Linked DNA regions of Mus musculus: regions 1 and 2 are each linked to region 3. The links are chromatin loops, found by intact Hi-C in ENCODE. Cell type or tissue: gastrocnemius. All regions are shown on one strand.

Evidence for each region. Hi-C counts contacts between places; a loop is a spot of excess contacts. Peaks named below come from ENCODE experiments on the same cell type or tissue, not always from the same donor. Only the 100,000 strongest peaks of a DNase experiment are listed, where the experiment ranks them.
Region 1: it touches region 3 in a loop (4-fold over the local background); 42 of 42 quality-filtered maps call a loop at or near these places.
Region 2: it touches region 3 in a loop (3-fold over the local background); 8 of 42 quality-filtered maps call a loop at or near these places.

Annotation. Positions count from the first base shown.
Region 1 is chr15:103,169,517-103,177,516 of GRCm38, forward strand. No RefSeq gene overlaps it. Among named protein-coding and RNA genes, the nearest start is that of Smug1, 10 kb to the left of the region's middle. In gastrocnemius, a CTCF peak has its summit at 3,219 (motif pointing left); DNase peaks (open chromatin) are centred at 3,206 and 7,721; H3K4me3 peaks cover 1,410 bases; H3K27ac peaks cover 3,391 bases.
Region 2 is chr15:103,116,832-103,124,831 of GRCm38, forward strand. D930007P13Rik (Riken cDNA D930007P13 gene) reads right to left here. Exons shown (of 7, transcript NR_045743.1): 7 at 6,239-6,461. Among named protein-coding and RNA genes, the nearest start is that of Gm28876, 16 kb to the left of the region's middle. In gastrocnemius, a CTCF peak has its summit at 4,803; DNase peaks (open chromatin) are centred at 4,770 and 5,747; H3K27ac peaks cover 337 bases.
Region 3 is chr15:102,982,670-102,990,669 of GRCm38, forward strand. It overlaps Hoxc9 (homeobox C9), which reads left to right. Exons shown (of 3, transcript NM_008272.3): 3 at 1,226-1,775. The coding sequence ends at 1,470. It overlaps Hoxc8 (homeobox C8), which reads left to right and starts at 7,870. Exons shown (of 2, transcript NM_010466.2): 1 at 7,870-8,000. In gastrocnemius, a CTCF peak has its summit at 4,916; a DNase peak (open chromatin) is centred at 4,941; H3K4me3 peaks cover 2,334 bases; H3K27ac peaks cover 2,330 bases.

The DNA of each region.
Region 1 (8,000 bases), 190 kb after region 3:
GTTGCCCGCATGCCCCTTCTCAACGTGAGAGCTTGTGTAGGTGGGGTGTACCCTGTGCAAGTCCCTGTTGCCTTTTCTTGAAGTGGTTAGGTTTTGTTGCCCATCCTCCTACTGAAGAGTATGGTGGTGGTCGTTTAACCTCTTCTGTGGACCTCTTCCAATATTTAATGCGCCTCCCTTCTCGGAAGTCCTTCTGAATATCTAACCATTGTGCCTCATGCTGCATTTTCTTCTTGTTTGTCCTTGGAAGAGAGCCACGTCACCTCTCACATGCTTTAAATCCTTTGTTACAATGTCAGAGCAATCCAAGTACAGCCACCTGCCCACATTCTTGAGTTTTACAAACATGATAGAAGGCAGACGGCTGCCTATTACCCTAGAAAAGAAAAAATGGAGACCCAAACTAGACAGGAAACGAGGCCAGGGCCCAGGGCCTCTAGGCAGTGAGCAGGGACAGACAACGATGTCTGGACTAACAGACAGCGGGCAGAGAAGGAAGAAAGGGGGATGGGAAAGAAGCGGGCAGACAAAGGGAGAAACACACAAAGCACTGGACAGACAAAAGGACTGTGGCTGGGGACAGGCAGACAGCCGAGAGGCAGAGACAGCTGCACGTCCGCCGGCGGGCATGTGAGCGAGCCCTCCCGCCTGCCCATGTCACTCAAGGCTCTGCAGGAATGTGGCCGGGTCCCTGGGGGTACTGCGGCGCTAGTTTACGTCTCTCTCATTATCCTGCGGGTCTTTGCCTCCGAGCTCACCGCGCCTGCCCTCCGGTCTCCCCTGTCTGTGACCCGGCCCAGTCTCCGCACCTCATGGCCTGCCCTTCGCCCTGGCTCGGGGAAACAGACATCTCTGCGAGCGTAGGGATCTCCCCGGACTCCGCCAGTGCAGGAGGGCGCAAGGCACGTCTGGGGCTGGAAAAGGCCAAGGGCTGCCCCTCTCAACGACTAGGAGGCACGGGTGTGGCTCATTGAGCCCCAGAGGGTGGGTGTGGTCGAGCATCATTTGCATCTCATTTGCATGTCCGAGTTCTCATCCCCCCTCTCCCCCCCCCCCCCCGGTTCTGCAGTCTACCCCCAAACCCCACCTTGCCTTGAACTTCAGCTGGGCCCAAGTAGCCCAGGAGAGGTGAGGAAGGGCAGGGCGGGCCGTGAGAAAGACACCCAATGGATCCTGTAGGAGTCACTACACTGCGCAGATTAAAGCCACCCCTCCTCGGAGCTTCAAGGCAGGTCCTCTATGACCCTGGCGCTCTCTCTGTCTCTGTCTGTCTGTCTGTCTGTCTGTCTCTCTCTCTCTCTCTCTCGCTCTCTCACACACACACACACACACACACACACACACTTTAGCCCAACCGCAGCTAACTTCTTCCATGAAGCTTTCTCTACACAAACCTCAAGAGCTAGCCTCTCCATGACATCTAAAACCGTCGTTGTCTGACCTGTCACCAGAGGACAACACGACACAGGGTTTGCACAGCTTATAGACCAACCCATGGTGGTCTCTCCAGTAGGACTGTCTTCTCCACACGCCCACTATGAACCAAGTAAACTCTAGCGAATCCCTCAAAACCCAACCAATAGTCACCTTTCTTGGGAAGCCCTCCCTGACGTTCCTCCCTAACACCACTACCCCCAGCACCAGGCAGAGGCCGCACATCCTGTTCAACCTTCCCGGAACACACTTAGAGATGAGACTCAGATGTTCTTAGCATTCCAAGTACCAAGCAGGGGTGCACCCCAGAGGAGGTCAGGAAGGAATGCGAGGGACGCCTTCTTGTTTCCTAAATGGTCCCTTTGCACAAGGAAGCATAGAAGGGCAGGCCAGGTGGAAGAAAGGAACGAGAAACTAGGGCTATGAGTGTGGGCCAGGAAGGCAAGGAAGAGCAGCAGAACCCAAAGCAAGGAGAAAAAAGGCGGGGCCGAACTGGAGGGCGGGGCCCTGGGGGCTGGGTCAGCTGAGCTGGGAATCAGGGAAGAGTGAGCCTTGACCCCCGCTGGAGCAAATCCAGCTGGGCCTAGTCACTCCTGCTCTTGTTTTCCGGCTTGGTTTGGTTTGGTTTTGGCTTTGTTTGTTTGATGGGGCCTCCCAGTGTGGCCTCAGCTGTCCTGGAACTTGAAGTGATCCTCCAGCCTCAGCTCTTAAGGCTAGAATTACAGGTGTGAGCCACTGCACACACCTAGCCAGTTTTTCTGCCGGGGAGAAATGGATGCATCTCCCTTCTGCCCTCTTCCCGACATTGGGAAAAAGAAGGGGAGGCAGAGGTTTGTCACCTCACTGGGACTAGGGTGCTGCAGTCCGGTTGTGAGGCTGTGTAGCCCCCGGGCACAAACAGGCCTGCCCACCCCTCTGTGGGAGGTTGCGGGCTCTATCTGGCCATCTGAGCCTCCAAGGCACACGGAATGACTGACTACGGAATCTGCTTCCTTCCTCTAACCCTGACAGAAGGCTCAGGCGCTTGTAGCACCAGCGTGTCCATTGTTGTCCGAGGCGCAAAGATGCGTAGTGCAGGTAAATGGACTGCCACTTCCCCTCTGCTTCATAGGTGGGACATAGGTGGGAGCCAGTGGGTCACAGAGTGCTCTCCTTAACCCCACAGAGACAGAGCCTGGCTCCAGAGGAACAAGCTGCTTTCCTGCATTCTGCCTCCTTCATTTCGCCAAACCTTGTAACTCATGGGCTCATCCTTCCTGGTGCATAGCTTACATCTTTTCCTGATACTCTATTTTCGAGGCTCCGCAATGACAGAGCAGAGCCAGAACTCTAGTGCTCTGGGGGATGATGGTGGGCAAGAGAAGAATAGCTTTCAGTCTTGGATGGAGGAATGGGAGTGGGAAGAGATGAGGAGAGGAGGAAGACGAGTACCCAGCTGAGGACAAAGGAGGAGCATCAGGAGGACTGTGAGGAGGAGACAGCATCCACCAACTCCTTTCTTCCCCAGTTGCAGTTGAAATAGAAGGTAGACAACTGGAAGGACTAGCTAGCTGAGACAAGGGAAGGATTCTGAGATAGTAAGATGAAGTCAAAGTCTGCATGAGTCTAACAGCGTCCGGAGTGGTACAGGCCCCTCGGTGGCAGCTACCGGAGCAGGAGCTGAGGTAACCCAAGGTGCAAAGAAACTAGCTCTGCGTGCCAGCTTCGCAGGGATTCTCGAAGCACCAGACACCAGAAGGAAAAAGGCTGGTCCCAGAGCCCCCTTGTGGCTGCTCAGGGCAGGATCAGAGGCGCCATACGCACCCAGCCTGGTTATGAGGCCTGGGCAGCTGCAAGGAGATGACTGAGCTCTGAGGTCAGGCTAGGCAGAACAAGGCTTAATGCCTTGGATTTCCATAGCCACCGGCTTTTGGCATGTCTCCTCTTGGGCTTCAGTTTCCTTATCCATCCAAAGAGATCAGATTTGATTTTGGATGGTTCCCTCACACGTGTGACTCCAGCCCTGAGGGAGAGAGACTGAAGCCAAAGGAGTAGGCTGCAATCCTCCTGTCTTACAAGTGTTGGGATTACAAGCTGAAAGTATCATATCTGGCACACTGTACAGTTCTAAGAGTTCAGCATGTCCAAGTCCCACTTCAAAGTCCCACTTGGTACTGTCCTTTAGTCCCAGCACTTCGGAGGCAGAGGCAGATGGGTCTCTGTGAGTTAAGGCCATCATGGTCTAGGACAGCCACAACTACACAGAAAATGTTCATCTTAAAAAACAAACAAACAAACAAACAAGGCTTCAGCATGTGGTAAGGGTGAGGCTCAGGCATACAATGGGTTCTATTCCTCTGAATCTCTCCCCTGCTGAGATCTTTGGGAGAGGGATCCCAGTAACCCTTAGAAAGAATCATAGACAGACTGTGAAGACTCAAGGCCTTCTACTGTGCCTTCAAGGCAGGGTAATCTGCAAGCTTTGGCTTAGCACCCTGTGGGTGTGCTGGTGATCAGTCAGGCTGGCCTGAGGCCACAAGCAGACAGCAGGAGATCAGTGAACCATCAAGAGCTAGTATCCCTCGTGTCATCGCATGCTTGGGCTCTGTAATGCTTCGTCTTGGACACAGCTAAGGCTAGGTGAAACAGAGGCCAGAGGCTGAAGTAAGAGCCACTCAGACATGTTCTGTCTCCCGCACTACCGAATGCACAGGCTAGCCCCACAATCAGGGCTCCCCACACATGTAGCTCTCCAGAGACTCCATTGGTCCTAAAGAGATGGCTGAGTAGATGAAGAACAGCACTTACAAGTCCTAGACCAGGATAAAGGGCAAGGGCAGGGAGCCTGTAACACTGGTGAGGCCCTGAGGAGACCTCAAGCTTTGCATCATTTCTAGCACTTGTGATAAAGGCCAAGGATCCTGACAGGGTGGGAAAATGTGGGCCAAGAAGGAACCTGGTGAGGGCTTTACCCCAGAGACCATTTCTCCCCTGGAGCCATACTCTTTAGGACTACTCTCCTGGACTATTTGGAAGTCAGTCCAGATATCTAACCTAGAGGGTTTCACTGTGAGGATTATTTTAGCCTTTTACCCCATTTTAAGCCAGAGAAACTATGTTGGAACTCTGAAGAGGAAAGAGAAGTAAGCACAAGAGAGTGAAAGAGACAGGGCAATATCAGACTGAGCTGGGACAGTCACAGGACACCCCTCTGCCGGATGAATTGGGATAGGGGCTGCTTTGGAAGAGAGACTTGAGAGAGACCACAGGGAGGATTTCCCAGAAAAGGGCTCATGATGACATTTTCGGGGGGACGGGGGACCATTAGCTAATTGAAAGCTGAGCATGACAGTGTGACAGAAAAGGAAGAGAAGAGATGATCACACGGCAGAGAAGAGAGAAGTCCGTAGATGGGACAGGATCTCCGGTGGAAATGGTTAGGGATGGCCCCTAAATGTCCTGAGGTGACCTAGCCTGAGAACACCCACACTGGTTCCCTATATGAACTGACTGACAAGTCTACCCATGCTGGGGATGAGGAGGGGGCTTTGCTACCTCAGCCTTAAGGGCAGTCAGAGGCCTCTGCATTCCTGAACTACCCCTCAGAACTCAGGAATTGGGATCTTAACGCCCTCCCACACACCCAATTATAAGTCATCCCAAGGATACTCACATGGCCTGTGCTGATGCAGGAAGGGAAACAAGGCCAGGCCCCCACCAAGCTGGACTCCACCTGCCAGGGAGGGAACATGAACTGTCCTGACTCCAGAGACCCTGGTCCTGCCCCCAGTTCTGTTTGTGGAAGCCCCTGTCCAGGTCCCCTTTCAGTCCACAGAACCAGAGGCTCCTCCAGTCTGAGCCCAGCCCAGCATCTGCCACAGGAAGAGCTCCCAGATACTGTGGAGTGGAATGTCCCCAGGATCTGGAACAGGCCTGGGTCCCAGTTCTCTCTCAGTTTGGGCTGGCCAGCTCCACTGAGGCAGGAGCAGGCAACAGTGCCTAGCTGCTGCATGCAGAGGTGGGCTAGGGAACTCATCCCCTTCCCAGCCTGGATGTGACCGATCCTCTCTAGGAGCTGCCTGCTCAGCCTGGCAGCCCTGAAGCTCTCTTGCAGGAAGCTGATGCTGGCATCATTCTGGTCAGTATGCTCAGGAGGCCTGAGCATTGCTGCAGGGCAGCCAGTGTCATTCAAAGGCACACTTACAAGCTGGTCCAGACAGGCTAAAAGCAAGTGGCCTAGAGCTCATCTGGAAAGCCGAGAGATGAGAGGAGATGCTCAGGCTAAGAGGACAGAGAACACGTGCACAGCAGAAAGTGTGGAAGAAGCAAAAGGAGAAACCAAGACGGAAGAAGATGGAAGGAGGACAACCTGCTTCCAATGACCTCTCTGTCTAGCCTCGCCTAGGAGCCTGCCTTTCTAGAACACCAGGGACCACCAAGAGCATCGAAAAGGCCAGGAATCCAGTGTGTGTGTGTCTGTGTGTGTGTGTGTGTGTGTGTGTGTGTGTGTGTGCGCGCGCGCGCGCGCGCGTGTGTGCGCGCAAGTCTGTCTGTCTGTCTGACTGACTGACTGACTGTGGGTTGCCTGCCTGTAACTCTGCACACTAACATGCAAGTCTGTCTGTCTGTCTGTCTGTCTGACTGACTGACTGACTGACTGTGGGTTGCCTGCCTGTAACTCTGCACACTATCTGCATACCTTATGGGGACCAGAAAAAGGCATCAGATCCCCTGTAACTGGAATTACTGATGATTGTGAGTAGCCACATGGTGCTGAGAATCGAACCTGGGTCCTCTAGGAATCCAGGTTTTGTTTCTGAATCTACATCACTGTGCTTGTGACTTTGGTAAAGGCAGACTTTGGAGCAAGTTGGAGCCAGACAGCCGGGCTGAGAGGCTTGGCCCTATCCCTGTTCCTGCCCCTATCCCTTCTGCTTATTGATTGAAGCTTCCATTCCCTCCGCTGCAACGTATTCACAGGAATTGGCTAGAGATTCAGGGCAATAGCGAATGAGAAGTGATTGACATTTGATGAGCATTCTAGAGTCTACCTGGGTAGGTTGTCAAGTGGCTGGCACCATTGTGTGGTTGGAACTTGGTACTCAGCTAGGGCAGCTAGGGTTGCTGGCTGGCTGTGTGATTTCAGGGCAGACCCTTGACCCTCCTGAGCCTCGATGTCTTGTGTGTGGAGGGCAAGTGGTCAAAATGCCCTCCCTGTGGGGCTCTTGAGGGATCGAATAATTAAATGGTGTGATATGTGTGGCAATCATCTTGGTACAAGTGTCAGCTATAATAATGAAAGGAATAATAGTGGCTCTTAGCTTGAAGACAGAGCTCAGCACAGTGCTTGAATAGTACACGTACGAATTCCTGGGTTCTACCCTAAATTCTATCACAGGCATAATGGTACACGTGAGGCATAATGGTACACGTGGGTCCACTTGGGATGTGGAAGCAAGAGACATGGAAGCAGAGGACCAGAAATTCAAGGTCATCTTCAGATACATGGTGGATTTTGTCCAATCTGGATGATGATGATGATGATGAAGAGAGAATGAGAGAGAGAGAGAGAGAGAGAGAGATTTGTCTTTCTTTCTTTTCCAAAACAGTGTGTCTCACTATGTAATCCTGGAACTCACTATGTAGACCAGGCTGGCCCTGAACTCACAAGAATCCACCTATCTCTGTCCCCTTGCTGCTGAGATTAAAGGTGTGAAACACGACACCTAGCAAGGTTTACATTTTTATTACCAGAGGTCCTGCCCTGCTCCCAACACTGGAGTCAAGGGAAGAAAGTGCTTAGCCTTCATGTAGTCGGTTCACCTGAACCATAAGAGAGAGGTCAAGGCAGAGGCAGGAGAGTTACCAGTGAGAGGACAGCAGGACCTTCAGCAGGCACCCTGGGGTAGATTCTCAGGCTGCTTCATACCGACAGATGCACCGACCTCACTAGTAACGGCAGCAGGGATGTATACACAAACTGCTGCAAGCCTGGATTAGCCGTTTGACCTCCCCCAGCTTCAGCTATCTCATCTCAAGATTAAGGCACTGGACCATCAGACAATCTGAGTCCCCTCTGACCATAATAAAATGATGACTTGGCGTTTGGGTGCATTCTAAGACACGTGACCTCTGTGCATTTCACCTGGAAACTACCTCACTCTCGTACACAGAGGTTCAGAGGTAAGGGCATTGACCTTGCGGTTCGCACGCCTTGGTCTCCCTTTGCTTTCCTCAGCTCTAACCACCCAATGCGGAGCCGAGCTGGCACACCACTTCTGGGTGCTACAGGCCGGGCATCTGCTTCCCCCTGCTGGTCAAGTGTGGCGTGGCAGCCTCTCCTGCAGGAGCTAGGTTTGAGAGCCCGGCCTGTTGGCAGGTAGGCTGTCCAGCTTCACCTGGTCCTTAGGCTCGTCCCATCCAATTGCTCCCCTCCCCCGCCCCGCCCTCCGGGATCCCAGGAAAGGCTGTGATAAGAATGAGACGGATTCTCCACTGGCCCTGATCCCTCTACAGAAAAGGAATTTCGAACGCAGTGGTATTTAGAAATGAATAAACAATTGAGCGAGGCCATGTCCTGCGTGCTT
Region 2 (8,000 bases), 130 kb after region 3:
GAGTATGGTACAAGAAGAGGAATTCAAAGGGGACATAGAATGGAACCATCCAGAAGTAAGGGCACTAGGGGCACCTTGAGCAGTGGGCCAGAAGGTGGGTGAAGTGCTAGACCAGGTATGACAAATGTTGGAAGAAAGTGGGCACTGGACTGAATCAGGGAGGTGGAAACAGCTCCATGCCCTTTTCCTATAGTATTGCTGTTGAGTCCACAGATCCTGCTCCGTGCATTGTCAGGACAAGGCATACTTTGGAATCACATGAGTCCTGAAGGACAGTTAGTTTTCAGGTGGCCTCTCACCTCCCTCTTATCCAGCCTGGCACAGATAGATTGGGTGGTATAGTGATGGGTGGAAGGAATAGGGTACCTCTACCTGAATGTTTTCATATTCCCCCACGTCCTCTTCAGTAGGCAATAATTCTCACTGTGCCTGGTCTTATATACCCCATATGTCTTGAGCTCAGAGAGCTAAGAAACACCCCATCATTCTTAAGCCATGCCTCACCCCCACCCCCGCTCTCTCCATACTTCTTTCTGAACAGGGGCCTATAAGGGACCTTCACAGCTGGACAGCAGCTGGAGGCCCCACATCTTCTGTGCACTCAAAATGACTTCTACAGGGGAACCTACAGCCAGAGGAGGAGGGGACAACTCCAACAGTATGTGCTCCACCTGACCTGCTCAGGTCTGGGGCGTAGCAAATGCCCAGCCAGTGAGCTTAGCCAAGTGGTACTCAGTGGCTCATGCCTATCATCCCAGCACTCCAGAAACTGAAGAACAGATGTGCTTATGAGTTCAAGGCCAACCCAAGCCACACAGTGAGTTTTAGGTAGCTTGGGCTGCAGAGTGAAATATTGTCCAGGGCAAGGGGTTATTCCTGGTGTCTCTGTGGCAGGGATGGCCAGTGGGGCATTTGAAAGTTTTGTGTACCTCACTCTCCTTGGCATCTCCCATTTACTACTGCCAAGGGGCTCAAGATAGAGACATATATCTATGGAATGCCTCCTTCACTACCCAGACTAGCTCCTGAACTGCAGGTCTTAGAGCTTAAGCCCATGAGGCTATAAAAACCACTCTATCTCCTTTCCTGATGAGCTGCCAGAGCCCCTACCATTCAGCCCCTGGCAGAGCTAGGAAGTGACAAGGACCCAGTCAAGAACAGGTTGCCTTCCATGCTCCCCCTGTTAATGCTCCCCCTGTTAATGTTAAAGCCAGTGCCCATGGATAAAGGGATCCCGAAAATGGAGTCATTCTACTTCAGAGCCGGAGTAAGCCGGCCCCACACACCGAGCTCATCCTCCTCCACCCTACAGCCACCAGGATTCAGGGTACTTTGCACAAGCTATGTCATCTGCTTATTTGGAGCTCCAGAGCTCATTGGTAGAGACTTTTTTACCATGTTTGAGGCCATAGAGACAAAAAAGGAGAAGTGGGGAATGAGAGAAATAAATGGAGCATAGTAGCGCATACTTGTAATCCTAGCCCTTGGGATGGCTGAGACAGGAAGATCCATCACCACAAGATTGTCAGGAGTTCAAGGCCTGCCTGGACAATACCACGGGATCCTGTCTCAAAAGAAAAGAAGAGATAGAAAAGAGAAAATAAAAATAAACAGGAGATTGAAAGGAGTGCAGAAATGAGAGAAACTTTCTTGTGCATTTACTACAAGCGTGGTTGGACTGAAGTACTGCAGTCTGTCCTTCTGGGATCCAATGAAAACCTTCCAAGCTCTACGTTATATTACACTCATGGGCACTAACAAGATCATAAATGCTGAACATTCACTGTGTGCCTCTGGCAGTGGATGGGACTTTGCTCAGGGAAAGAGAGGAGAGAGCTGTCTATGTCACTGGGCTTGTACCCCAAATAGCACATTAACTCATAGAGGGCCATGTTGTAAATATCAGAGGCTCCAAAACTTTAGTAGAACCCTATCACCTTGGCCAGGCAGTGATGGCACATAACTTTAATCCCAGCACTCAGGAGGCAGAGGCAGGCAGATCTCTGTGAGTTTAAGGCCAGCTTGGTCTACAGAGCAAGTTCCAAGACAGCCAGGACTACACAGAGAATCTCTGTCTCAAAAAAAAGGAAAAGAAAGAAAGGAAGGAAGGAAAGAAGGAAGGAAGGAAGGAAGGAAGGAAGGAAGAAAGAAAGGAAGAAAGAAAGAGAAAGAAAGAAAGAAAGAAAGAAAGAAAGAAAGAAAGAAAGAAAGAAAGAAAGAAAGAAAGAAAGAAAGGGAAGGGAGGGAGGGACAGAGAGAGAAAAAGAAAAGAAAAGAAAAGAAAGGAAAAGAAAAGAAAAGGGAAGGGAAGGGAAGGGAAGGGAAGGGAAGGGAAGGGAAGGGAAGGGAAGGGAAGAAGAAAGGGACCTTATCACCTGCCCTCATGCCCATCCAGACATATGATCACGTGTGAATCACAAGTCAGTAAGGTAGACAGAAGAAAGAACTCCCCTGGAACATCAATGCTGAACAGTAAATCAGACTGGAACGATTCTCTTCTTGGAAGGCAATGAACCAGGAAAACCTCACCTTGCTGGACCAGAAGTAATGTAAGGCTTCTGCTACACTAAGGGGGATGGCTGGGAAGACCCTTTTAACATCTTCTGGGACAAGGAGGAGAGGCAGAGACTCTAGCCAAGGCCTGATGGGGAGGGAACCCAGAGAGGGACTGAGAGGAGAGGGAGGGCTGGAGGAGGTGGGGAGGAAAGCTGGAGAGATGAATGGTCTTGGCAGGACTGATGGCCAGAGCCAGGATGGATGGATGGTGGCGGAGGTTTGTTTACTGGCAGCCCCCAGCCCGCTGCTGCCCAGGGAGAGCAATGGTGGCTGGCACATCAGAGGGCTCTTAGAGAAGCTCGCTGGGATGATTTAGATGGGAATGAATCAGCTCCATATGGATTAAGTGTCCCAGCAAATCTCAGGACCTTACAGATGAGGGGACGGGGCAAGGGCACCGGAGGGAGGGGCACCCAACAAGAGGAAGCCCGAGCTTGGAACCGCAGAAGGTTGCCTTGGTGGGTGCAGCAGGGCAGCCTGCCTCGGACACAGCTCTCTTTTCCCTGCGTGGCACCGGGCCTCAGAGAAAGACCATTTCCTGTACAGTAACTAACTGGTCTTCCCTTGTCCTTTCTGTCGTTTTAAAAAAAGATTTGCTTATTTATGTTATGTATATGAGTACACTGTTGCTCTAAGGACATGGGATCCTGTAACAGGTTACAGATGGTTGTGAGCCACCATGTGGTTGCTGGGAACTCAGGAGAGCAGTCAGCGCTCTTAACTACCGAGCCATCTCTCCAGCCCCCTTCTTTCTGTCTTAATCTTCACATATCTTCTCTCTCATATCCATTTTTCTATCCCTCTAATTACCTGGCTCTCTTCTTCCATACTCCCAACAGGGTCTCTGCCATTGTTTCTTTCCCTAGAGACTTAAATAGCTTGAGGGGCCTGCCTGGTCTCTGTTCACCCTGATCTCAGTGCCACCTTTCCACCTTGCCAGGCCTTGTATGGCCCTCCTTCCAGTTCCATGCCCTGTGCTGGTCTCTTGTGAGTCCTTAGGTTCCACAGTGACAGAGGACCAGGACAGTATAGCTTGAAAAGTGACATTCTAGCTGCAGGGTGTTTATTCTCTTCCTCAGGCTTGGAAGGACAGTGGTGTTCACTGGCTAACCTCAAGTTGAGTTACTTACACACCGTACTCCCAGGCCATGGGGGTGATAGGTTGTGCAAGGTCCATCTCCCTAAGCCCCTCACGGGGATCCTCTGTTATAAAGCCAACTGCCTTGTGGACAATCTGGAGTCAAAGCATGGGGTAGTCTCATATGACGATTGGTTGAAATATCACAGCCTCCCCCTCCCCCATTGGTGATCTATGGGCTGTGTGCCCTGTAAAAATTATTTATCGGGGCCTCAGAGTGTCCTGATTTAGTGCATCTGCCTCTGGGGCCGAGAGGCCTGCCTGTCGGCTGGAGCCTAAGCGTTAAACGACGCTAAAAAGTTAAACGGCCAACGTTGGGGGCTCACTCAAGGAGGCACCATAAAGCTGTCGGAGCTGCTTAAATCAGGAATGAGGATTCCCCCGAACATCTTCTCTCCATATGCTGCAAACCAAGAAGCCTCTCCTTGCTCCCCAGCATGAACAGCCCATACAGGGCAGGCTTGCTTGAGTAGATATTTCCCTCCAGGGTCTCCTAACAGGAGCCTAGAGCAGACGAGGTCATGGTACCCAGTCACCTCCGGCTGGGGCAGTTTGGGGAGGGGGCTCTCCTTCATGAGATAACAGTCTTAAAGACTCTCATAGAAGACAACGAAGATAAAGGTGCAGCCTTTCCCCAGGGGCTGGCCTTGTCAGGGTTCTCTCTTGAGCTTGTCTGTCTGTCTGTCTGTCTGTCTGTTTTCAAGACTGGGCTTCTGTATGTAGCCCTGGCTGTCCCAGAACTCATTATGCAGATTAGGCTGTCCTTGAACCCAGATATCTGCCTGCCTTTGCCTCCCTAGTGCTGGGATTAAAGCTATACCACAGCCCCAGCAAGCTTGTCTTGACTTAATCTGCATTTCTGTGAATGAAACCCTCAGGAACTCCAAGTCCTCCACTTGGGTTTGAAGAGAGTTCTGTCCAAGCCAGGCTGTGCCCTCTGACCTCGTGTGCACCCCCCACACCCACACCTACTTTCATGACTCCTTGAGAGACACAGCCTGTCCTTTCAGTGTGTCTGTCCCTTTACTAGGGCACCTCTGAGTGCCAGCATACACTCGAGCCTGGCAGCTGGTTCTCAGCTGAACTCCAGTCCATGCTGCCACCACCCGGCCACTGCCAGGCAGCAGAGAAGGTAGGTCTCCACGGGCTGTCTATCATGCCTACTTTCAGCAGCAATAAAATGTGCCTCTTAAAACCTCCACTCTAGTCCCTAATATTTGCCTGGCCATATATCTCCAGTGATATACGGGCAGAAATTGCTCATAAACAGCTATAAAACCTCATGGAGCTGGGGAGGAGGCACAGAGCCCAGGCTGCAGGAAGATCGGAAGTGGTTCAGCTTCCAATCTTCCTATGCCCTAAAATTAACCCCGTATCCCGGTGCTGCATGGAGAGAGGTGACCCAAAGGAAGATCATGAACCCTTCCTTCCCCCCAGGCTTCATCTGGCTGCTCATGGGATGTGCTGTGTGACCTTGGGCAAGTCACCCAGCTCCTCTGTGCTATGCTTTCTATCATGAGGATATCAGCTGCCTAAGCCCCTCAAGAAGTAGTTGTGAGGATCAGAAGAGGAGGACTCATGCATACTATTAAAGAAATTTAGTAGGACACAGGAATTGTCCCAAGACAGGTTCAAAAGCTGGATACAATCATGCTTACCTTGTAACACCCTGACCTGTAACTATTGCTGTTGTCCTGCTGCAGGGGTAAAACCTGGGCCCCTGAGAAGTGTGCACAGGGAATCGGTGTCTGAGAACTGACTCCAAAGGCTGATCCTTGCCCTTCCCATCTGTTAGAGTGAAATCCTGGAGGGCAGGGGGGTTGAAGGGGACCTTCTTTCCTGGGACTCACTTCTCCCCATCACCCAGATGACAGCTTCCAAAGTATAAGGTGCTTTGAGGGAAGCGCAGCTCCTCTCAGCAGAGACTAGCCAGGAGAATTCTTTGTGGGAGGATTACCGACCACAGCAACTGGTTCCAGCATCCTTGGTCCAAGTCCCCCACCACACATTCACACACAAGCCAGCCACCAGCTGTTCCTCTGTTCTCTACCCTCCCCCTCCATCATTGCCAGAATACCCATTCCTTGGCAGATTCCAGCCACACACACACACACACACACACACACACACACACACACACACACCAATAGACAGACTCTTTCACAGCATCCTTGTAAGAGCCTCTGTCTGCCCAGTCTGGTCAGTCTACCTTCTCTCCTCCCCTAGAGTTCCCCCAGCCCCTGACTTCTCCTTCCCTTTAACATGGCCCTGGAATCTCTATGCAAGACCCTCCTACCTTAGCTATCTCCTGTGACTGCCAGCCCTGCCTCTCTTTCTCAGTATCGCCCCGGCTCCCAATGTTCTGGCTTCTGGGACACTTAGCCCTGGCCCTTCCTAATGTCCCTCTAGTTTCTAGCCTGCCCTTCAGAACTCCCAGATACTGCCTCACCCTTTGTCCTTTGTCATGTTCTTGGGTCTTGCTTTAAAAGGCCACAGCTCACCCCACAATCTTGCACAAAAGAAACAGCTGCAGAAGAGTCCCCTGTTTGCTTGGGTCCATGATAAAAGTCTCTCATCTCTGAAAGTTTGAGATCTCGCAGGAGAAGGGTCTATAGCAGTAAGAGATAGCTAGGAGGCTTAGAGTGAAGGACAGAGGTGTCCAGGAGAAAGGGACAAGGAGGTTGCAGGCACCCTGGCCCTGCTCCAGTCTGCCTTGATATTGGAGTCTAAACCATGGTCCACAGCTTCATCTGTTGGCAGTGAGGGTCTGGAAATAGAGAGAGGCAAGTCAGGGCCAACAGTAAGAAGGCCATCATTGTGCCCCGCACCTCCCCTTCCCGGGTGGCTCCCACCCCCAACCCCACTTTTCTTTAAGTTTCCAAATCAACCTTCCTGCAATAATAATGATAAAGCAGGAAGCTGGGCCAGAGGACAGTGCAGATTTTTCTTCTTGACACGGAGTTTCCGATTAAAGGCAGAGGGACATAAATCCTCCTGCGTAATTGCTGTGCTCCGGCTCAAAGCCACTTGGGGGGGGGGCTCCCACCCCCTCGGCACCCCCCTCTCCATCCTGAGTGGCTGGGGAAGGGGGAAGGGAATGTAGCCTTGGTGTACAGGCTGTGCAAGGGGTGGGCTACATGCCCATTTTCCTGCCAGGGGTCTGGTCTAGAAAGACTGAGATCCGTAGTCATGTAAAAGCCTCTGGTTCTCCCACCAAGGAGCCCTTGCCCTTCCCTAGAGTCCTCGGAGACTCCTGGAACTTACGACCTCTCCCACACTGGTAAGGACCTTGAATTCTATAAATTATCATAGGAGATTGATTCAGGAGAAACTGAGGCCTCTTGAATGAACTGGTTGGTGGCAGACCTAATGTTGGACTGCTGTCCTAGCTATATTAATATTTGCTCTGTCACGTGAAGGGAGGAGCTGACAGTGTTTGTATATATTAAATCTCAGGCCCAAGTAGCTTCCTGTAGAGTAATTTTCATACAGACAAACACACACACACACTGAGAGAGCGCTTTTTTAATAAAATCAGGACTATCGCATGCGTTTATCTCCTCTTTACAAACAAGGAGGAAAGAACCCTGGAAGCAGCTGTCAACTGGGATCCCATAGTCTTCTGATTCAGCTTCAAGTGCTTGCCCCGTCTCAAGCATTCTCTTTGCTGATGTCTTTCATTCTCAATTTGAAGCCAGCTCTCCTCCTCCACACAACCCTCCTGAATTAAAACCATTGTTTCTACTCTTCTGTCTCTCCCTGAATACCTTTGAGCCATTCCTAAGTTTTCTCTCACCAGACATGGGGTCTGTTCCCTGTGACCTGTGTCTTCACTACTGTTCCCTTCCCTACAAACCCACACCCTGACAGCTCCACACATGTGTGCATGCATGGCCATGGAAACCCTGGTCCTCTGCATCAGGGGAAATCCCACAGAAGCTCCAGGGGACACGGGCATAGTTCTGGGTTTCACTTTATACCCAGGAGACACCTGACTTGCCTTGCTCTTGAGTCCTGTCTAGCATCATGAGTGAAGGAGCCCCTCAACTGGGACCAGAGAAAGAGATGCCATACTGCCACCAATCTCCAGATACAACCAAACCCAGCTGACTCCTGCTGAGCTCCTTGGATCACCTGACAAGGTAGCACCGACTGGATCCTGCAGTCGCAACTGAAGTCCTGCACCAGCCCAGGGGCACTCTGTGAACACGCCATGCCTCACCCCCAGCAATACTCAGTGAAAGCAAGGACCTGGAAAAGTTAAGTCCTATCTGGGCTGGGGAGAAAGCATAGGAGGGAGAGCCCA
Region 3 (8,000 bases):
GCCAGAGTGGGTAGTCTTCAACCCACTAGGGGTTAATAAAACAGAAGGTCCACTGACTTCTCCCCCAGGAGAAGAATCTGGGGGTGCACAGCCTAGAAACTTAGGTCAGGACTTCCAGATATAAGTGGAGGAGAAGTAAGGTCCGAGTTTCCTTAAACTTGAAAACCTACTTTTAAGTGTCCACAGGAGAGAAGGAGTTGTAAATGGGGATCAGGAATATATATAACAAGGAAAGAATCTTCAGATATGAGAGAGAGAGAGAGAGAGAGAGAGAGAGAGAGAGAGAGAGAGAGAGAGAGAGAGAGAGAGAGAATTCTGAGTGTTGCATAGAATGGGGGGGTTGCTGACTAGGTAAAGAGGTGGGGGCAGGTGTAAGCTGCAGGGTCAAAGAAAGGGGGAGAGGAAGAAGGAGAAACAGCAGGGGAGGGGTACAGTCCCTTGGATGAGAGGAAGTGTCTGGGGGATCCCCGGGAGGAGACTTCAGGAAATCTTTTCCTCTAGCTCTATAAGGGGCCAGGGCCTAATTATACCCCTCTGAAGCCTTCCCTCCCTGCTCTCAGCTACTCCCATAAACCTGAAATTGGAGGGTTGTCTCCTGCAGAGCTGTCCTGGGGCTGGCTGGAGGAGGGGGGCACTGGAGTCCAACATATGAGGGAGCCTTTCTCCAAGGCCAGCAGCTCTGTGAGGAGAGGGGAAGATTTTCCCCATCCTGATAACTTCACCCTAATAATTCGCCTCAGCAGGGTTGAATTCTGAGCCGGAGATGGGTACTGGAAAGAAGTGAGGGTTCAGGGACTCTCAGGACTTGGTCGTGTCTGTGAGGATGGGAGGGGGCAGAGGAGGAGGGAGGTGGGGAGGAGAGGGACCTTGCTATAAAAATAAAAAACAAGAGAGGGAAGCGTTTATGGGCCTATGAAATGGTTGGGAATTTGGACTTTTTATGAGGATATTCTCGAATTACTACTCTTGAAGCTAAGGACCAGACTGTGGGAGCTTTGGTAGCTTAAATTTTACTACAGTTTTAGGTGCTGGAAGCTGAACAGGGAGGGGATATAGGGAGGGGGCTGGATGCAAAAGAGAAAGGAGGAGATGCCTAAAGCAAAATGTGTCCAAATTCAGGTTCAATTATTGAGTTTGGGGAGCTTGACTAAACCTAGGGTGGGATGACAGAGGTCCTGAGCTGGAAGGGAACTTTACTGACCCTTGCCCGTGTTTGTCCCTCCAGGCAACCCCGTGGCCAACTGGATCCACGCCCGTTCCACAAGGAAGAAGCGCTGCCCCTACACCAAGTACCAGACGCTGGAACTGGAGAAGGAGTTTCTCTTCAATATGTATTTAACCAGGGACCGTCGGTACGAGGTGGCCCGTGTTCTCAATCTCACTGAGCGGCAGGTCAAAATCTGGTTTCAGAACCGGAGGATGAAGATGAAAAAGATGAATAAAGAGAAAACCGACAAGGAACAATCCTAAGCCCTGCCCCAGCCTGCTGCCTCGGCACAGCCAAGGGAAACACAAAAACCCCCACAAAAAATGCCCCAACCCAGGCGGGAGAAAGCACGAAAAGAAAAGGAAAGAACAAGATAGAGAAAAGCCCACCGTCTTAAAAAGAAAAGAAAAAAAAGGAAGGGGAAAAATGCAAACTCTTGCGATGTGGGAGGGTTAAGTGTTGAGAAATTGGTGTTTAGAGTTAGTTCTATCCATCGAGGAGGAGGCAGGAGAGAAACTGCGTTCTCTTCCCCAGCGCAACTGAAATAAATGACACACACAAATGTGAATTTTTTTCCTTCTTTCTTCAGAGAAGCCAGTATTTGAAAAACTCTCTCTCTCTCTCTCTCTCTCTCTCTCTCTCTCTCTCTCTCTCTCTCTCTCTCTCTCTCTCTCCCTCTCTCCCTCTCTCCCTCTCTCCCTCTCTCCCTCTCTCCCTCTCTCTCTCTCTCATATTTGGTCTGGGCCATTCCTTCCTGGGCCTTGGGCGCTCTGCGGGCAGATTTCATACAAAAAGACACACAATGATGATCCCCAGTCCAGAGCTGAGGGCCGGACTGCGCTGCTGGCTGGATCAGGCTGCAAATGCAGGCTGCTGCCTCAGGCATGTACAGAGCAGTGTTCTTAACCCAGCGTCCCTCCCCATCGTCCGTCGTCCTGTAATGTTGTTCTGTTTGTTACAGTAGAACTCTGTTAATATATCTAAGTCACTTGGAAAAAAAAAAAAGAAAGAAACGCATTCGCATCTAGCTCTCATCATTTTATTCCTTGTGATTCTGTCGAAGAGGCAAGTGCTTAAATCCTCTAAGGGAAACTGGAACCAGAGAAGGGGCTCCCTCTACCTTGGAAGGGCAAATGCCTGCAGCTTCTCTTCAGGCAGGGCAGAATGGGGGGTGGGGGCTCTAGGGGAGGGGTGGAGGCTGCTGAGGCAGAGGCCTCCTTGTGCCTGCCCCGGCTGGCTGCCTATGAGTTTCCTAGTGGCTTGATGGAGCGTGTGGGGAGCACTGCTTGAATGATTTTGCTGGCTGTAATTAATTGTAATAATTTATGAGTACATGAGATCAGAGAGAAGAGATAGGTGAAGATGAAAATTGGGTGCTGGGTGAGGGCCCAGACTGGCTTCTTGCCTGGTTGTTTTTGGTGCTGTGGTGCTTTCAGGGTTGACTGAAAAAGAAAGGTAGTGGGATGGTCAGCTAGGAGGAAAGGCCATGGCCTCAAGAAACACTGAGGGGACCGGCACTAAGTTCTGAATCAGAAGTGGGGAAGGAGGAAGAAGGAAGAAATGAAAATGCAAGAAAAAACGACAGAAGGGTGGAGAAGAAGTAAAGAAGGAAGGCATGAGAAAATATTAGAAAAGAGGAAATAGGTAGCAAAGTCAATGTAATCAGAATTAGTTTCTTTTTAATGAATTCATCCCCGATCTTCTCACTTCTGTCCCCTTCTATTCCCCCCTCCAAAATCTGAATGTTGATGAATGATCAGGGTGACTAAGGTCACCTAAGCAGTACTGCTAGGGAATGGTGAAGCCAGGCTCCAAGGAGCCGGCTAGGGACTAGCTAGGAATGGGGTGCTCTCTGGTGGCTGTAGGACCCCAAGCACAGAGGTGTTGATATGTAGCTAACTGCCTGGTAGGGCTGGGTGACTGCACTATAGCCTTCTCTAGAACCTTCCTTCTCTGGAGCTAACAGTTTTCATGGGCTAATCAGAAGCAGACATAGTTACTGGGTCTGCCTCAGCCCAGCACCCCCTTTCTCAGAAATCCCCCAATCTGGAAACTATTAAAATTAGACTTTGAAATATAGCCCTTTAATATCTTGGGCTGTCCACTCTTCCAAGGACACAGAGTGTTGCTCTGAGTACCCGGAGGACACCACCTAAAAGAATATAACTGGGGTGGGGAGGGCTGTCCTCTGTGTTGTTCCATCCAACTCATCTCATCAGGATTGGTGGACATTTGTATGGACAACCTCTGCCCCATTATTTGAGTCTCCTACCCTCTTCTTCCAATTAGAAGGATTGGAAGATTTGTTTCTTTAATATTGCTGGACCCTCCAATCAAGTGGCAACAACTTATCAGCCTTTAATGTATTCACTCTTTCCTGCTTAATAGACTTGCCCCCACCTCTCTTAGCATCAACTCCTTGCTCCTTTTGGGAAGGTAATTCATTTGTATATATTTTCTCACTACCTCATTCTTCCCTTTGGCCTTTTTGATATTCTGTAACCCTGGCCTAAGTTCTGCACTTGATGAGAGAGCCAAGACACCCTTCTTTCCTACAGTCTGGACCATCAGGATGCCGGCTTCTTTCCCTTCTTAAGCTCAGTGCTGTTTCCGGGCTTCCACTCCACCCCTGCTCCAAGGCCCTGAAGCCTCCTTTCTGAGTCCTCCAGCCTGCCCTGCTTTATGAAACCTACCCTCCAGAGCCAGCCTTGCTGCTACGGAAAGGAAAGAGGACCTCAGAGTTTGTAGGACCCCAGTAAATGATGGGATTTAGAGTAGGTCCACTCTTTAATTTCGGTTTCCAGCCTCCAGGTCCGGATTAGATTCGATTTTATTCATTACCATTTATGAATTAAAACAACATGACACACAGCTGGGGAGAGAAATGAAAGCAGGCTAGGAGAGAGGCTAGCAAACGCCCTCTTCCCCTCATCTTCCCTCCCACCTCTCCTCTGCTCCTTTGTCGGAATCACAAAACCCTAAAGGTTGTCTCACTTGGGAAGGCAGCAGATAGGTACATTTCCGTAGCCCAGAAATGCCACTTTTATGGCCCTGTTTGTCTCCCTGCTCTAGGTTCTGAATGGGGCTGAACAAAACAGCAGTGCAGAGCTGGCTAGACGTCTGGGCTTAATTGTTTTATGGTTTAAATAAGGTGGACACTCTTTCCTTTGAAATCGGATTATAGGAATGTTTTGTCTATGGCCCACGGAGATCAGGATCTTTCTGGCTGAGAGGGAGAGGTGAAGAGCATTCAAGGAATGGGCTACAAACTGGGGAGTGGGGGCAGCCTGGAACAGTCAGAGTCCTACTCTGAAGTCTTGCAGGCAGCAGCGGAAATAAACTGTGCATCAGGATAAGGGGGCCTGGGAGTTTAGGGTACGTGCCAGGAGCAGAGGTCCTGGGAGCTTCGGATAGAGTGGTGCATCCGCGTGCGCAAAGGGTTTTCTAGACTAGAAAAACGCCTGAGTGGAGGAGATTCTGGCCATTCCTTTGCAATGTTTCTTTATTCCTGAAGGGAGGGTAACAAAAGAGGACAGTGTGGAACCCTTCTCAAGGTTTATTTCAAGAATTTAGAGAACTAAAGAACAGAGGCAACTACCTTCCGGGAATCCCTCTCCTTTGGAGCTGTTTAGAGGCTTCTTTCTCCCAACTTGCCTTCGGCTCAGCCTGGGATCTCTGCTGGCTTTTCTCCAACCAGTTTGCATTGGAACAAGTGAACGCGAGGTGGCGCTGTTGCTCAATGTTAGAGGCAGAAGTGCCCTCCGACCGGCTTGGCCTGCTGACATTTCTGGCCAGAGTGGAAGCTTCAGTCAGAAAGGCCCTGGCTTCTGCCAGATTCGGCCCCACTGCCTCTGAACAAATCAACCCTCTCACCTGCGAGGTGTAAATAATTCGTGAGTGGCAGCAGGAGATGGGTCCTCACTCTACCGGCGAGCTCGGGAGACGAAAGAGGGCAGGCATCAAAAATAATCGCTTGTGGAGATAAGTGAGGAGCAAGTAATTAACACAAAAAGGCGGAATGACCCGAACAAACGAACATAAATCCGTGGTACCTAAGAGGGCGGTGCAGGCCTTGGGCAGTGGGACAGAGCAGCCGCGAGAATGGCTGCTTGCAGTTCTTTTATTTCCAGACTCAGAGGGCAAAATAAAGCAGATAGGTGTAAAAGAAAATAGATAGATAGATAGATAGATAGATAGATAGATAGATAGATAGATAGATTATAGATAGACAGACAGACAAAAGCCGAGACAAGCCCCCAAAGGGGAAATCAAGTCCGACCAAGGTTTACAGGACTGATGAGTTTCTTGGACAGGCAGTCGCATGCTCAGGACAGTCGCATTCCAAGACACAAAGGCCCAGAAGAATAGCTCTGTAGCAGGTTGTGGTTTTTTTTTTTTTTTTTTTTTTTTTTTGCTGCACCATAAAACCTGGAAATAGATCCCCACCCCCTAAAAGATAAGGCACAGGCCCCAGAGAGGATCTGGACCCTCTGAGGCTCCTCTTTCCAGTCAGAAAAGAGAAAGTATTTATGACAGTCCTCCGTGTCAGATGCTAGGAACCCAGAATCCACCTTGTTCAGTTCTGTACTGAGCAGTCTCTCAGATCTCTCAGATCAAGGCTGGAGTCAAAGATGCAGCAGGCTCTGGCGGTGAGGGGAGGGCGGTTGGGGGGGGAGAGGGGAGGAGATGCTCTGGGGTGCCCCCCCCCAATGTTCTGGACTCTAGTGAGACCTGAAGCCTACTGCACTTCTGGACCCTTCTCTTCTGCTGCTTCAGAGCTCAAGTTCTGTGTCCAAGAGTTTGGGCAGTTCCTAAGTTCATTAGTGGTGAGTTCCCTAAATGCAAAAGATTCTAATAGGGTCTCTTGCCTAGACACCAATGAATCACCTTTAGGAATCTGGCTAAGAGTATCCATTTCCCCAATAATTAATTAAATAAAAGAAGGACAGGGGAGAGTTGCTCTTTTTATCCTATTTTGCCCTGCCATTCTTTCTTTGATGACTAGAGCCAGCCCAGAGTTGTCTCATATGGGCAGAAGGAAAGGAAAAGATCTGGTTTTCTAACCAAGTCCTTCCTTGCCTAACCTGCAAACCTCAGGATGTGGGGTGTGGGCAGATCAGATGGATTTTTTTTCTTGATACAAAAACCTACAAATGTATATGTTTATCAAGCACTATGTGAATGTGCCTGGTGTGCATATGTATGTACAGGTCTGTAAGTCAGAGTGGCCACTTCCAGAAATGAGTATGGGTAGTGTAAAATGAACTAGCACTTGGTGTGTCTCTTTATCCCGGGATAAAGAGACATACATACATACATACAGTACATACAGTGTGTGTGTGTGTGTGTGTGTGTGTGTGTGTGTGTGTGTGTGTTTGGAGTGTGCTCCAAGGTGGCCTCACATACTGTAGAGGAAGAAGACAGGGGGAAAAATCATTCTTATTCATCTTCATGAGCACAATAGCCCACACGCACACATTGTTCTTATGCTTTCTTCTCTTTTCTCTCTGAATTAAGCCCACATAACTGCAAACACCATGGCCAGAGAAGGGTGTTGGTTATTTTTTTTCCATTAGAATTAACTTGAATTTGTCCAGTCTTGGGCATGGGGATGCTGCCCCCGCCCAGAAAGTGTGGGTAAATATTTAAAGAGTGTCTGTTGACAGTTCCCTTCCACATCCTGGCCTGGGCAGCCTGCCTGGAGAAGGGCTTGTGTGTGCAGGGAATCCTGAGGGCCCCTCTAGGTTGAGCTGGCATTTCCTAAGGGATGGTGGTTTATGAGAACCAGTAAGAGGTCTACTCTTTTGCACCCTTCAGTCCAGCTGTAATCTCCAAAAATGAAATCTCTTGAGTTGGGCTAGACAGAAACCTGGGCACACAAACTATTCCTTTGAGTCCCCATAAACAGCTTTGCTCTCAGGTTCTCCCAGCCAAGCCTATTGGGGTTCCCTACTCCTTGGAGAGGTTGCTTTCTATAGGTCATGCTGAGGCATATAGAGTGCCCCCCAAGAGCAGTCAAGAGACAAGAGTCCCCAGGATATAAAAATGACAGAGCAGCTCCAGACCTTGAAGAGAGACCAGAGGCTGGAGATTGTGCAGGCTGAAGGGTTTGGGGTACATGATCACCATGCTGGGCTTCTCAGAGTCCTCAGACTTAAGGAACCTCAGAGAACTCATCTTTTGGATTGCAGGCTCAGCCCTGACTTACTAACTCTCACCTCCTGGGGGTCCTCTACCTGTTGAGGTAACCTGAGTTGACCTGATGGCTCAGGTATCTCTCAAAAAGGAAAGAAAAGGGGGAACACCTTCAAACTAGAGTGCACACCTTGGAAAAGCTGGCCTTGTCCATTAGCTAGGGCTGGCTCACCACCCCCTACACACACCACACCCCCATTCCTCGCCTCTCCTCCCTCCCTCTCCTCCAGGTCCCCCCCCCCAGCCCTGAACCCCCTCTCCCCCAGTCTCTCTCTCTCTCTCTCTCTCTCTCTCTCTCTCTCTCTCTCCCTCTCCCTCTCCCTCTCTCTCTCTCTCTCTCTCTCTCTCTCTCTCTCTCTTGCTCGCTCGCTCGCTCGCTCGCTCGCCTGTCTTCATGTCGTGGATTGATGAACGCGAATCGCGTGTAAGCGCCGCCACCGCCGGGAGTCTGAGGAATTCGCCTGGGCTGTTAGAGGAAAGAGCTAAGTGAGAGCGCGCGCTCTACCTACCGACAGTGAGCAGAGAGCTGCAGCCGCCCGAGCCCGCAGCCGGCACCGCGCCCCCACCTGCCCAGCCCCCAGCCCAGCAGTCCAGCCCG